Linked DNA regions of Homo sapiens: all the other regions are linked to region 2. The links are chromatin contacts, found by Hi-C or POLR2A ChIA-PET in ENCODE. All regions are on one chromosome and are shown on one strand. Each heading gives the region's core, a stretch centred on a gene start or an enhancer-like site at or near the end of the contact. The rest is flanking DNA. Distances are from core to core; before and after follow the strand shown. Region 1 holds the start of RPSA (ribosomal protein SA). Region 2 holds the start of ACVR2B-AS1 (ACVR2B antisense RNA 1). Region 3 overlaps CTDSPL (CTD small phosphatase like). Region 4 overlaps ITGA9 (integrin subunit alpha 9).

The links. Hi-C counts contacts between places; a loop is a spot of excess contacts on that map. ChIA-PET counts read pairs that join two places held with the same protein, here RNA polymerase II (POLR2A). Pooled maps may share reads with other maps.
Region 1: a pooled map shows a loop between it and region 2 (6-fold over the local background). The contact joins the promoter of RPSA here to the promoter of ACVR2B-AS1 in region 2. A Hi-C loop is called at or near these places in 8 of 50 pooled maps.
Region 3: a pooled map shows a loop between it and region 2 (4-fold over the local background). The contact joins the enhancer-like site here to the promoter of ACVR2B-AS1 in region 2. A Hi-C loop is called at or near these places in 2 of 50 pooled maps. POLR2A ChIA-PET finds 5 or more read pairs at or near these places in 2 of 52 experiments (activated T-cell and naive thymus-derived CD4-positive, alpha-beta T cell).
Region 4: a loop to region 2 is called in a pooled map of psoas muscle, with 6 times the contacts of the local background. The contact joins the enhancer-like site here to the promoter of ACVR2B-AS1 in region 2. A Hi-C loop is called at or near these places in 2 of 50 pooled maps.

Annotation. Positions count from the first base shown.
Region 1 is chr3:39,405,391-39,409,029 of GRCh38, reverse strand. It overlaps RPSA (ribosomal protein SA), which reads right to left and starts at 2,310. Exons shown (of 7, transcript NM_002295.6): 1 at 2,266-2,310; 2 at 1,244-1,409; 3 at 306-424. The coding sequence starts at 1,376. SNORA6 (small nucleolar RNA, H/ACA box 6) reads right to left here and starts at 639; the gene lies at 491-639. RefSeq lists enhancers at 1-212, 2,277-2,416, 1,798-2,589 and silencers at 482-531, 1,927-2,106.
Region 2 is chr3:38,453,202-38,456,757 of GRCh38, reverse strand. ACVR2B-AS1 (ACVR2B antisense RNA 1) reads left to right here and starts at 1,938. Exons shown (of 2, transcript NR_028389.1): 1 at 1,938-2,255; 2 at 3,533-3,556. ACVR2B (activin A receptor type 2B) reads right to left here and starts at 2,868. Exons shown (of 11, transcript NM_001106.4): 1 at 2,384-2,868. The coding sequence starts at 2,435. RefSeq lists silencers at 1,199-1,378, 2,189-2,468, 2,889-3,008, 3,019-3,068 and enhancers at 1,014-1,598, 1,599-2,182, 2,787-3,286.
Region 3 is chr3:37,907,949-37,911,216 of GRCh38, reverse strand. The region is part of intron 1 of CTDSPL (CTD small phosphatase like); the gene reads right to left. Among named protein-coding and RNA genes, the nearest start is that of CTDSPL, 48 kb to the right of the region's middle. Within about 2 kb of position 1,699, at least 5 of the 41 ENCODE cell types and tissues checked have a DNase peak (open chromatin) inside an H3K27ac peak, as active enhancers do.
Region 4 is chr3:37,529,700-37,533,081 of GRCh38, reverse strand. All of the region lies in intron 13 of ITGA9 (integrin subunit alpha 9), which reads right to left. Among named protein-coding and RNA genes, the nearest start is that of ITGA9, 79 kb to the right of the region's middle. Within about 2 kb of position 1,850, at least 2 of the 41 ENCODE cell types and tissues checked have a DNase peak (open chromatin) inside an H3K27ac peak, as active enhancers do.

The DNA.
Region 1 (3,639 bases), core at 1,061-3,560, 950 kb before region 2:
CACTGCAAGCTCCGCCCACCGGGTTCACGCCATTCTCCACTTTGGCCTCCTGAGTAGCTGGGACTACAGGCACCCGCCCCCACGCCCAACTAATTTTTTGTATTTTTAGTAGAGATGGGGCTTCACCGTGGTGTGGATCTCCTGACCTCGTAATACGCCGGACTCCACCTCCCAAAGTGCTGGGATTACAGGCGTAGCCACCGCGCCCGGCCTGAGTTATTTCTGTTTTCTTATGTCTTTCTATGTCTCACAATGTCTGTAAGCTTTATTTCTATAATATAAAAACTAACCACTGTTCCACAAACCTGGCCAGTATTCCTGGAGGATATAACACTGACATCAGCAGGGTTTTCAATGGCAACAATTGCACGAGCTGCCAGCAGAAGCTTCTCCCAGGTCCTCTTGAGATTTATGATATAGATGCCTAAGTGAGGGCAGAAGGATTTGTAACACTTGACCTGGCTGTGCAAACATTCTTCTCAAGTTTACTCTATGTGGCAGCGAGTACTACCAAACTCCAGTCATAGAGGCAAGCTCTACTGGTGTTAGCGAAAATCCTGCCATTGATATAGCACACTTCCGACACTCAGAAGTTCATGAGCCAAGACTGGCCTCCACCCTGAGCTTTAATAGTGTGCAGCCTAGATTCAGTTGGCTAAATCCATCTTTCCTTTCTCTTTCCCTGTACTTATTCCATCATTGGTTCTTAATAATCCACTTCCTGGCTTTCTGCCACTCTTTCCCTTTTATAATCTGCACTGATGCAAGATTCATCCTAAAACTCCTTTACAGCATGTCACTCCCAAGTCCTTGGTAGCTTTATCTCTAAAATAAGTAAGTGCCTTAGCCAACTTAATGCCTTCCATCCTCTGGTTCTTCCAAACCATATTGTTCATTCCCACCTCTTACCCCACTTTCCACTCAAAATTCAGTTCAATAGCCTGTGTAAGTACCTATGAAGTTGAAGGCACTATGCGAGCTATTAGAAACTCAGCCAATGAACTTTCTCATGTTCATGACCCAACCCAAGTCCCGTAACTCAGACAACTGACATATTCCTCCCCTGGAGCAGAAATCTTTTCTCTCAATAACAAGAACATTTATTTAAAGTATGTTTTCAACGTAGGGGTCTGGCTTCATTTAAGGAAGATAGAAAGAAATTACCCAGAACTAACCACGAGAATAGCAAGCTCAAAATTTGTACTTACAGCTGGAGTAACAAAAAATTAAAGCAATGACTAACCATCACTTTTCCTTTTATAGATGTACTGTTCCATCTGGAAGTCAAGATTGGTGCCACCTAAGTGGGTTCCTGCTGCAAGGAACTTAAGGACATCCTCCTCCTTCATTTGCAGGACATCAAGGGCTCCGGACATTGTGAAAATTTCCCTTTAAGTTACGACGGGAATCTGAAATAAGAGAGCAACCTATTTCTTTTCATTCCATTGAGTTAAGTAGGGCACACCCTTAAAAGCAACCAAAAACTCCATCTGCTATAGTGTCAGGCATTGAGCTTACAGTGTAGTGAAGGGTAAACAGAAAGTTAACCCATACATGTCGTGTATTACGGAACAGCGCACATCTTACTGAGGAAATAGTGTGGACGGCAGAGTAACCGAGTAATAAAACTACACGAAATTAGCGAATGGAAATTCAACACTTCTCAAGATAGGAATTAAGGAAAAGTTGTGGATGCGCCAAGTTAACAACTAGATACAAAAGAGCAGCCATGTTTGGAATATGCAAACTAAAGGCAAAAAAGGCATGAATTGTTTTCAGACATTTTCAAGCAGATTGTAGGCGGATGCTTTGGAATTACTTCGCTGTGCTGTCACCACTTGTTTGTCTAAAAACCCGAGAACCTTAACTCCTGACCCGCACGGCGCGAAGGGAAAACCCGACCAGCCCAAGTAGCTGGTGTAAATCAGCGCCTGGGCCTAGACTCACCGCCGTGTGGGACTCCGAAGGGATAGCAACACAGGATGTTAGCCCGCTTTCTGCACTCCCGCCCACCCGCGGCCTGGTCCGAACCCCAGCTCGGAGCCTCCGCTGGAGGGCGGCCTCCACCCGCTCCCGGGGCACTCTGGGAACCCGCCAGCCCGAGCCTGGCCACGTGCGGGCCGCAGGCCTAAGGTGGGGCGCGCCGGGCGGGAGACAGATCCAGTCTGACCGGCTTTCATCACTAGTCTTCTCACCCTTCATTTGAGCAGGAAAAGCTCATTTTTCTAGCCCTGGAAGGCGCCAGGGACGCTACACGGAACTCACCCAGAACAACGCCGTATGGACCCCTCTGCAGGTAGCACGGAAAAGACAGGCGGCAGGAAATGACGTCCTTATGTACTCCGTTGTCAGCCAATGGCAAAGAAAGTCGAGCGGAAGAAGGGCGGAGCCGGAGAAGAACGCTGCCGGGACTGGGCTTTTTCTTCAGGAAGGCGGGCTTGCGCCGCAGGAGCGGGCCTCTGGGCTGTAGCCGGTAGCGGCATCCTGGTCGGATCTGGGGCGCTTGTGACTTTGGGGTTTCTAGTGCCACAGCGACGCCCTGTGCATAATTCCTGTCCAGAGCGCGGAACTCAAGTTAGTCAGCCAGGCGGGGCGTTCTTACCCAGCCCTTGTACCTGCGAATATGAGCGGCTTTCTAGCCTAAGCTGCCATTTTGTTACCTGAAAAGTAGGAAGGTTTGTTCGACACAACAAATTGTTAGGTAAACAAAAACTTGAAGATTTATTTTATTTTATTTTCCTGGAGAACAGTTTAACAGGACGTAATTCAGATTTAAATGTTCACTTAAGGGAAGTTTTCTCTGAAAAAGTTAAAAAAGATAAGATTGAACTGATCGTATGCGTTATGTCTATCTCATGTATCTATCCATCTATCACCTGGGGGAAGTTTCCCTGAAAAAGTTAAAAAGGACAAGATTGAACAGATGGTATGGATTATATCTATCTTTTTTTTTTTTTTTTTTTTGGTAGAAGAAAAATTTTGCAATATCCATCAGTAGGAGATAAGTTTGCCGGGCGCGGTGGCTTGTGCCTGTAATCCCAGCACTTTGGGAGGCCGAGGTGGGTGGATTGCCTGAGCTCAGAAGTTCAAGACTAGCCTGGGAAACATGGGGAGACCCCCATCTCCACAAAAAATACAAAAATTAACCAATCATGATGGTGCGTCCCTGTAGTCTCAGCTACTCAGGAGGCTGAGGCAGGAGGATAGCTTGAGCCTAGAGGTCAAGTCTGCAGTGAATGTGATTGCACCGCTGCACTCCAGCCTGGGCAATAGAGCGAAATTCTGTCTCCAAAAAACAAACAAAAAAATAGGAGTTAATTGAAGGGGCGCGGTGGCTGTAATCCCAGCACTTTCGGAGGCTGACGCGGGCGGATCCCTTGAGGCCAGGAGTTCAAGAGACCAGCCTGGCCAACATGGCGAAACCCGGTATCTACTAAAAATTCAAAAATTAGCCAGGCATGCCTGTAATCCCAGCTACTGGGGAGGCTGAGGCGGGAGAATTGCTTGAACCCAGGAGGCAGAGGTTGTAGTGAGTGGAGATTGCGCCACTTGCACTCCAGCCTGGGCGACAGAGTAAGACTCCGTCAAAAAAAAAAAAAGTGCAGGTTCCTCTCTGGGGCCTGCTGAGTCAATCTGATT
Region 2 (3,556 bases), core at 689-3,188:
AACAGGATTCACAGTCTTACAAAAAGAGGAAAACACCCCCTTGCCCCACCCCACCCCTGTCATTTGAGAATGCAGTAAGAAGGCAGATATCTGCAAGCCAGGAAGAGGGTCCTCACCAGAACCCAACCATGCCAGCACCCTGCACCCTGGGCTCAGACTTAGAGCTTCCAGAACTTTGACAATATAAATTTCTGCTGTTTAAGCCACCAGTCTACAGTATTTTGTTATGGCAGCCCCAGCTAAGACACAGCTGTTTCTTCTTCCTTTTATTAACACGACTACTAGAAAACGTTGTTTTATATCTATCCATAGTTCATACACTATTTCTGTCACACAGCACTCTTCTAGATGTTCCTTCTAGCAGGCATTGTGTGCTGCACAGTATGGGGGTTATTCCAAACAGCAAGCCAGGAGCTTGAAATTAAAGGGCATCCCTGAAGCCAAAGCAACAGGACGGTCAGGTCTGCTCCAAACTGGGCCTGGGGCAGCTCTTTTCACAGTTCTCCACAGGTCAGGGACTGGTTGATGTGACTACAAGAAATACCCAGTGACCCCCACCTTCCTCCCAGGGCAGGAATACAGGTCCTTATAGTGTGACTCTGACTGCCCCCTGGCAGGGTACACTGCTCAGCACTGCCCAAGCTAGGTGACTGAAGCAGAGGAAAAAGAAAGGACATACAGTCCTTCCAGGGGTCTGATGCCGCCCTGCCCTGCCTAAGGAGGGAGGTGTGAGACTGGTGTGATCCCCAGATCCCAGGTCTCAAGCTGTCCTGTCTTGGGAGGAAGCTCTCCTAAAGGCCTGGGCTTGGAAGAGCCCCAGCACTTCCAGGGATCAGGCACCCAGCGGGTCTGGAGGCAGTCAGGTGGGCTGCGGTCTGCCTATCAAGTCAGCTTGCTGCCGCCCTCCCTCTAGCAGACCAATGCCTCCCCTTTCACTTTCGAGCACTCCTTCTTGGGGAAAAGGCATCCCAAGGGAGCGGGGCAAAAAAGAGCAGAAAGTCCAACACGACCACCACTTCGCCTCCAAGAAGCGGCTCCAGGAGAGCTGCAACGCCCTCTTCCATACGGTACTCAGGTGCCAGCTGGTCTTTGCCCTTCGGTTTCCGGACTCAGGCTGCGCGCGCGCGCGCTACTACCCTACAGAACTCACTCGCTTTCGGTGTAAACTAAGCCTCACGACGACGCACAGGAGAAGGTAGAACCAGGGTGGGAATGGGACGCAGATCCCAAATCCCCACCCCCGCAGCAGCGTGGGGACTCCGGCCCCGCCCCTGCACGCCCGGCCCCGCCCCTCGAGGGTTTCCCAGACTCCAGGCGGCTGCCACCGAGGGCGGCGGGGGACCCGCGCTGCATGTGTAATGGGGGCTGGGAACAAAGACGCGCAGGACCCGGCGGCCGGGTACCAGCCGCCCCGACCTTCTCGCCAGAGCTTCAATGCCCAGCTCCCCACGTTTCCCAGGACTGGCCAGGGGACGTCCCGGCGCGCCCGCCGGGGTTAGGCGCACCCCGGCACCACTGAGAGAGGGAAATCGGTGCTTGGACCGTAGGAGAAACAAGCTTTCCAGGCGGAACTCCGCTTGTTTACGCCCGCGCCCACATACCCCCAAACACACATGCGCTGGCCGAACACCTCCAGCCACACGCCCGCAGCCGCGGGCGAGCTGAGCGCTGGTCACCCACCCCGCCACGTGCCTCCTGGAGGCCCGAAGGAAGAGGGACCTGTTGGGTTTTCCATCTTACCCACCCCCTCCCCTCCCAAGTGCCCAAACAAAGCGGTCCCGCGAAGCGACCACACTCCGCATCCCGGGGCCAACGGCAGGGAAAGAGGGAGCAGGTGGGAGCCAGCACCAACAGCCCGCCGGGCCGGTAACGCGACGCAGACTGGTGGCAAGAGATGCAGGGGACTTTGGGCTGCGTGAAGCCGCCCCCTTCGCTTCGCTACACTTAGTGACTCTGAGGGACATGCAACCCTCCCCGCATGCTGCTGCTGCTGCTGCACCTACAATCCTGCCACCCCCAATGAGATCTGCCCACCCCTCTTGGCCGCCTTCCCCACGCTCAGGTTTTCCTCACTCTTTCCCTGGGTTCCACGCGCCCGCGTAGCCCGAACTCCGACCCTGAGGCTCCGCGTCCCGGCCCCCATCGCAGGGGCGCCTCTAGGAACCAGAATCCCGCAGATGACTGCACAGACAAGATCGTGCCCCCAAGTTCGGCGAGCCGGGCGCCCACCGCGCCCCCAGCCCACGCCCCCGGAGGTGAGGGCTGAATACAGGTGGTGCGGCGACGAGGCCCCGGGCCCGCCCTTTGTTGGTAAACACCGCGCGGCGCCAGAGGCCAGCCCCGCGCGCCCTCTCGGCGTCCCCGCGCCGCGCCCAGTTCTTACCGGCGCACAGCGATCCCCAGAGGAGGGCGAGGGCCACCCAGGGCGCCGTCATGTTCCGCGGCGCCGCCCCGCGCACACCCGGAGCCCGCGGGCAGGGCCGCACGGCGCTCCCGGGGCGCGCAGGGCCAGGCGGCGGCTGCGCTCTCCTTCCCGCTCCTTCCTTCGGTCTCGTTCCCTGCGCGCTTCCTGCGCCTTCGTCCCCGAGCAGCGTTCGGGCTCCAAGGGCCGGTCGGCGGGGCCGGGCTCAGGGCCGCTGCGGGCGGCGCAGGCTGCGGCCCGGGCTCCGGGGCGACGCGGGGGCCGGGGGGCGGCGGCGGGGCACGGGCCGGGGCGCGCCCGACTCAGGCATAGCGCGGCGGGGCTGGGCCCGGGCCCCGGGCGCAGGGGCCGAGTCCGGAGGGGCCATGAACGGGGGGAGGGGTGGGGGGGAGGGGAGCTGAACCGAGTCCAAAATGGCTCCTGAGCGGCGGCCACGGAGCCGAGCCAGCGGGGAAACCCGGATGTTGGATACAAAGAGGCGGGCGGGCTGGGCGGGGAGGGGGAGGGGAGGCGGGCCCTCCGGCCGCGTGGTCCGCGCCCCCCTGAGGGGCGGGGCCCCAGAGAAACAACAACACGGAGGCCCCGCCCCCATCCCGCGCCCTGTGGGAGGACGCGCGTGCACCAACTTGCTGGAGGACAGGGCGGGGCGCGCGGACGGAGGTGGCGGGAATGGGCTCCTGACCACTTTGCCCGGGAGCCTGTGGCCACTGCACTCGCAATTAGTGCCCCGCACGCTCGAGCCCAAGCTCCTGACACATGCTGCCCTACAACCCCGGAATGAGTGGATAGTCCCGGGACTCTGGCCCAGACGCCTCTGTGCCTTGGATTCCCCACCTGTGCAATGGGGGTGACAGTGAACCGTGGGAAAGTCGGATCTCTACTGATGGGCGAATTAAGTGGCAGAAAGAGGCTGACTTCCCTGAATTGACAAGCAGTCTCCCGTCTGCAATCCCTTGCCACACACTCAAAGGCACAGCTAGGGCGGGGAGTGGTCATTTAAACCCAACCAAGTGAGGGAGCGGGCAGAGTCCCGCCCCTCTAAGCCCAGCAGGTGGAAAAGGGCCTCTGGCAACCTGCTGGCCCTCCCTAATCCTATCTTGTCTTCTGCAGTTCCTGCGCCACCCACAGCGGCCC
Region 3 (3,268 bases), core at 450-2,949, 550 kb after region 2:
CATCTGGGGCTTGCCCTCTGCTTTGATTTCCTGAGTACAGCAATAAACCAAGTCAATCTTTTATGAGAACTGTTTTGAAGGAAGCAAGGGCATTAAGTGACTTAAATGACCGCATGTGCACACTCTACGGTCTGCATTTCTTTTTGTTTGTTTTTTGTAAGGTCTACCTTTCTGTTAGCACCCCTGAAATACAGGACAACATCCTCCAGCAAATCCATTTACAGTCATAAACCAGGGGCAGACGCCTGCCTTCCCACAGCAGGGGAAGCAGAAGCCTCAACCTTGGAACCACTAGAGCTTGGGAAGGGCTGTAACCCAGGGTCTTACCTCCCCCAGACAGCAGGGACCACATTCACATGTGGTGAGCTCACACCTCTCTCCATCACCCCATGGCACCCACCCTGTAGAATGGAGTAATTCAGACTCTATGTGTTTCCCTGGGACAAAGAGGCATTTATTTCAGTGGGAAGCAAACTTTTTTCATGAGAATACAGCCCTGAATTTTAGAATCAAAGCAGATAAAAAGAAAAGCTTGATTTTATAATATTTTATAGCTAACTTTTAAGAAATATATTTAAATATACACTCCATGCAGATTATTCATAAATACTGTCTACTTCTAATGAACTGAGAAATTTTACCAAATTACCTTTACCATGAATTCAACTGGAGTTTAGCAAGTAAAATATTCAGACTGGTTTTTTTTGTTTTTTGTTTTTTTGTTGTTGTTGTTCTGAGATAGAGTTTTGTTCTTGTTGCCCAGGCTGGAGTGCAATGGCGCCATCTTGGCTCACTGCAACCTCTGCCTCCCAGGTTCAAGTAATTCTCCTGCCTTGGCCTCCTGAGTAGCTGGGATTACAGGTGCCCACTACCATGCCCGGCTGATTTTTTGTATTATTATTAGAGACGAGGTTTCACAATGTTGGCCAGGCTGGTTTCGAACTCCTAACCTCAGGTGACCCACCCGCCTTGGCTTCTCAAAGTGCTGGGATTACAGGTGTAAGCCACTGCGCCAGGCCAAAATATTCAGACTTTATACTAACTATTATGTGGTTACTATGTGGCCTAGAACACTGCTAATACTTTACTCACATTACCTCACTGAATCCTTACAACAACCCTCTGAGGGAGGTACTATTATTCTCCTCATTTTACAGATGAGAAAATTGAAGCATAGAAGTTAAGTCACTTGCCTAAAGTCATATCGCTAAAAATGATGGAGCTGGGATTTGAATTCAGGCAGTCTGGCCCCAGTGATCATGTCCTAATCATTCTTCCTAGAATGTGAGAACAGGAATGTGTGATACCATTCACTTTGTGGGAAATAAATGTTTAATGTTTAATCAACACACCTTTACATTAGCATTAGTTCATGGGCACCACAATCCTGAATTACAAGCAATAGTGACTCGCTGTCTCCTCATTCCCTCCCCAAATGTGGGACTTGGCCTTATGGCCCAGAGCTCAAGGTCACACAGCCTCGTGATCACAGAGTCCATGGTGGAAAGGGCCAGAATTTCTTCCAGCAAAAGGATTAGAAAACCGAGGTTACCCATCCAGGACTATTTCTTTCCCTCCTGCTGTTGACTAAAGGAACATCACCACACTGGGAAAAACAGGAAGTTGGTTACCAGATATGCCAGAACAACAGCTCCACTGTTCAGAGCTACTAACAAGAAGCACAGTCACTGCCATGTCCCTGGGCCTCCTGCCTGGAAGGAAATGACCAGCTCCAGGGCAGTGCGGGGCAGGCCACAGGCAGTCTGGGGTGAGCCCTGAAGCCCATTTCTCTGAAATAGCCACTTGGCCACCCTGAAAGACCTGCTCAGCCCTAGGATCTGGGAAGAGCACCCAGGTTTATTGGGCATCTGCTATGCCAGTGTTTGTTCATGATCCCAGTCCCACAAATGAAGTTGGGTATCATTTCCATGGCAGAAATGAATTCGGCAAGGCTTGGAGAGCTTCAGTGATTTGCTCAGCCAGGACACCACAGGGGCAGGGACTGGAACCTGGCTTTGTCTACCTTCAAAGCCTTCAATTTGATGCATTTTTCATCATGCCATGCTGTGAAATTTCTTTCTTGAATTTAGCCAAAAGGGTATCTTCATTTTTATTTAGCCCAACAAAATAAAGAGAAAGACCAATTAATTGGTATCGGTTTATTTAAAGAAAAACACTTTATGTAAAATTTCGAATTCTAAAAGGGAAAACAAAATAGTTGTAGTAATTACGACAAAGACTAAATATCGATATTGAGTAAAGGCTACATATATACGGAAAAGAATAACCCAAGACCACTCCAACAGCAATATGAACAGAAATACCAATCTCTAACAAACTTGGACAATTTTCAACCTCACTATTAATCAAAGAAATGCAAAAATAAAAACAATGTACACTGGCTCTTAAATTGGCAATTAAGAACTTATAGAACACAATGCCGGTCCAAGAACACACTGCTAGTGGAAGTGTAAATTGTTACTATCCTTCTGGAAAGCAATTTAGTAATTTGCACCAAGAGTCATAGATGTGTTTGTACACTCCTTTACCCAGTAATTCAATTTCCTGTCTATCGTCAGGGATTAATTTAAAATATGAAGAAGCTATACATGCAGCATAGATACCTTCCTCTCTGCACTGCTTATAAGTGGCATAAGCAGAAAGCAGCCTAAATGTCATACAAAGAGGGAATGGCTAATAAATGTTGGTACATTTAGTCAATAAAATATTACCCAGCCATTAAAAATAATGATGACAGAGTCTACGTAGCAAAATGAAAAAATACAGTTAACTGCAACATTAGGAAAGAATAATTGAGATAAAGATATTAAAATGTTATAGAGGGTATATCAATCAAAATACTGTATGCAGTCTCTTCTTACAGGCTTAACATGCATTTGCCATACCTTCCACTTTCTATTAGGAGATTTTTTAAAAACAGAAACACATTTGGAATACTCTTGCCTGCTGTGATGGACATTCGCCCACTTGGCGGGGGCTACCAGGTGGTGAGTTTCCAAAAGTGAGCCTGAAGGGCGGCTCACAGCATCCCTTCTTTCATGTGGTTTCTAGGCAGCGTTTGTGCTGTGTTTCTGTTCTGACCCTACAAAGGGTACTTTTGTTCCATTAACCACTTGTGGTTTAGCTGCTACACTGAGGGTTATGGGGAAGCCCATGCAAACTGAACTGTAGAAGCTTTCAGACTTCTTAAAAACAAAACCCTGCAGACTTTCTGTTTGTTTTGCATCTCAGGAGCATAGGGTCGCAT
Region 4 (3,382 bases), core at 601-3,100, 920 kb after region 2:
TGTTGTTAATAAAACGCATCTGGTTGAAGCCATAAATGAACCACCAGATGCTGGGTAATTATTTAAAATTTTACCAATTAAGTACCAATTTCCATTTTATTAGGGAGATAAGAATACATTTAAGAGGATTTCCTATAGCAGATGCCATGATTCAAGAAATAGATGCATACTCAGGGATTCCCTCAAGCATTTGCTGCCATTATGAGCATGAACTGCAATGTTGTAGCCCCATGCAGTTGGTCAAACCTCCTGCATCATTTACCTCCACCAATTCATTGGGTAATTTCCTAAAAGAACTTGATAAGTGGAGTCCCAGCTGGTAATAGCAAAGTGCTTCAGGGCAGAAGAAATCAACCTGCCCAGTCTTATGACCAAATGAAACTCAATAAATAGCCATACTCTCCTCCCTGCCATGGACCATCTCCCAGTGCTTGATGAATGGACAGCACCTGTGGGCTCCCCAAGGACATCCCACAAAAACAAAGAGTAAATCACACCATTCTGCTCCCACTGCAGACATCTGCTCAGGCAGCATTCACCTAAGCTACCGCTCAACCTTCTCCCCTCCAGGCCTCACAAAGAGACCCTTTTACCTCTAAGGAGCCCTGGCCTTCACACCACTGGGGTGACATAACAAGATTAAGGGGCATTAGTAGCTTGAGAACAATGATGCCCCTGTGTACAATGATCCCTCAAAGAGAGCCCAGGGTGATAGGGCGGATGGGAATGATGACCCACACCAACTCCAATGGAAGAAAGCGTTAAGGAAAATCTGGGTGAACAAAGGAAGTGAAGAGACACGAGGCACAGATAGGGTGAGGGGACTCCACTGCTGCCACCATGCTGGGAGATGGGGTCAACAGAGAGTAGTGATAACAGAGGCAGTGGAACTGCGGGACTTCCAGAGCAAATCTGGCCACAGGACAAACGGAAGTCAGACAATAGCAGTGCCTGAAAGAAGGCCAACACCTTAGTCTTTCCATTTTCTTCTGGGTTCATCCTTATAGGATACTAGAAATAAATCGGAAAGTGGATCTCTTACCCCTGGCCAGTGTGATTGTGCAGATGCCAATGGACACCCTATAAAACCCCGTCGACCTTTCAACAGCCAGCTCAAATGTTCCCACCCTGAGGAAGCCTTCTCTAGTACCCCTGACAGGCATCCTCCCTCTCTGTGCTTCCAGCTCTGTACACACACCTCTGGCCCCCACTTACTAAGGTGAACAGTCATTGTCTATTTCCAAACCTGCCCCACCATCCTGCAGCACCCTGCAAGGGCTGGGATCCGGTGAATTCATCCTCTCGTTCCCATAATAAATGTGCAAACACCCTTGTTAAATAAGTACAAATTTTACTCCAGCCTAGGAGACTGAAAACCACGAGTGTCCAAAGCCTCACAGATGGACAGAAGTACCATGAAGAGCTGGTCTCCACCTTGCCTGGTCCCTGACGCGCCTGGTCATGGTACAGAAGAAAAGCCTAGCCCGCCCCATCATCCCCAGGGGCCACCTCGTCAGGGAGGAGGCCGAATCCTCCTCTCACAAAAGAGCTCTGCAGAAGACAGTGCGGCAGGCAGGAAACAGACGTGGGCAGCCCAGACACAGTGACCTCAGTGGAAGTTGGAAAAACAGTATCCTTTGAAATGGACCACAGGGACCTTCACAGGTACATCTCCTTCCCACAGCTGTCGGATCAGTTCCCTTCAACCTTTTTGTTTCAACTCCAAGTATTGTTTTTGGATGAAGAAAAGCCCAGAAATCTTTCAGAGGCCTCTCTGATCGCTTCCTGTGACCTTCAATGGGAGAGCACCGTGTGCCTATCACCCTGACACAGGACCTGCCCCGGAGCTAATCTGAGGGAAGCAAACTTCCTGAGGGCAGAGCGGGCCAGCCACACTCCTGGGGGCAGGGGAGACTGTGTCTCACAGTCCTGCCTACAAATGTGCCAGCCTCTGAGATAAAAGCAAAGGAGCACCCAAGGACAGCACCACAAGCGCTTTCAGTGCTTTTTTTTTCTTAAGAAGCTGGTAGCGGCCGGGCGCGGTGGCTCACGCCTGTAATCCCAGCACTTTGGGAGGCTGAGGCGGGTGGATCACAAGGTCAGGAGATCGAGACCATACTGGCTAACACGGTGAAACCCTGTCTCTACTAAAAATACAAAAAATTAGCTGGGTGTGGTGGCGGGCACCTGTAGTCCCAGCTACTTGGGAGGCTGAGGCAGAAGAATGACGTGAACCCGGGAGGCAGAGCTTGCAGTGAGCCAAGATCGCGCCACTGCACTCCAGCCTTGGTGACAGCGGGAGACTCCGTCTCAAAAAAAAAAAAAAAAAAAAAAAAAAAAAAAAAAAAAAAAAAAAAAAAAAAACCTGGTAGCTGGAACACTTCTCCCTGAGGGCTGACAGTTCAAATCCTGTCACTTCACTTCAAGGTAAATAATACAACCAGTTGGGATGCCCTTTGACATGTTGCTCAAGGTGCCTTGGCCTTCTGCAAGGCAAGGACAGATAAAGAGCCTTCACCCCTGGTGCCACTGGTGCCATTGTTAGGTTACTAAGCCAGCCCTGGGGCCACCTATCTCCAGGGAGCTAATTTGAGGTCATATAGTTGAAAGCCTCAGCCAGGTTTTCTCTTAGCTGCAGCCCATAGCATTCCTAACCCACATACCTCTGGCCTCCTGCCCTTAGGAGGGTTAGGAACGATGGGCAATATATATCTATGTGTGCTTGCACATGCGTGGTCTCCTAGCCCTCCCTGCTTTTCTAGTCCCACCCAAAACCTAAAGTAACTCAAAATCTAACATCAGTTAGGCCAGGCTGAGCCAAGCCCCTACTTAACATAGCCAGCTGATGCCTCCAGGCCTTCACTGCTGCTCAGCTGAATCCTGGGACTTTATCAACGGCTGCCCCTGCAGACATCCAGCCTGCTGGCCCCTCAGACATGCTCAGCAACCCCTTTGCCTGCCCCACCTTGCTTCCTCTCTTAGGGGCTCCAGCCTGTCTTTGAAGCCTTCCCTGCTCTCCCTGATTCCCTTGTCCTCCTGGAATAGACCAGGGTGGTCACCCTCTGCTTCATCCTCATCCACATCCCAAACTGAACCTCGCCCTGACCTTATTCCTATCTTGGGGCCTGGCTCAGAAGATGAGAGCCCCTCGCCCCCAGCCCATGTACCGGAACTGAACCTTGCTCTGACCTTATTCCTATCTTGGGGCCTGGCTCAGAAGATGAGGGCCCCTCGCCCCCAGCCCATGTACCAGATTCCATCACTCTCACCAACCTCATCCCCCCATCCCTCATCTCTGGAGCAGCCTCCCATCCTCCCTCTTGTCTCTTCAACCTCTCCAGGACCCTTGGGTGTAGGCACAGGGTTAGGGCATCAGGGTTCA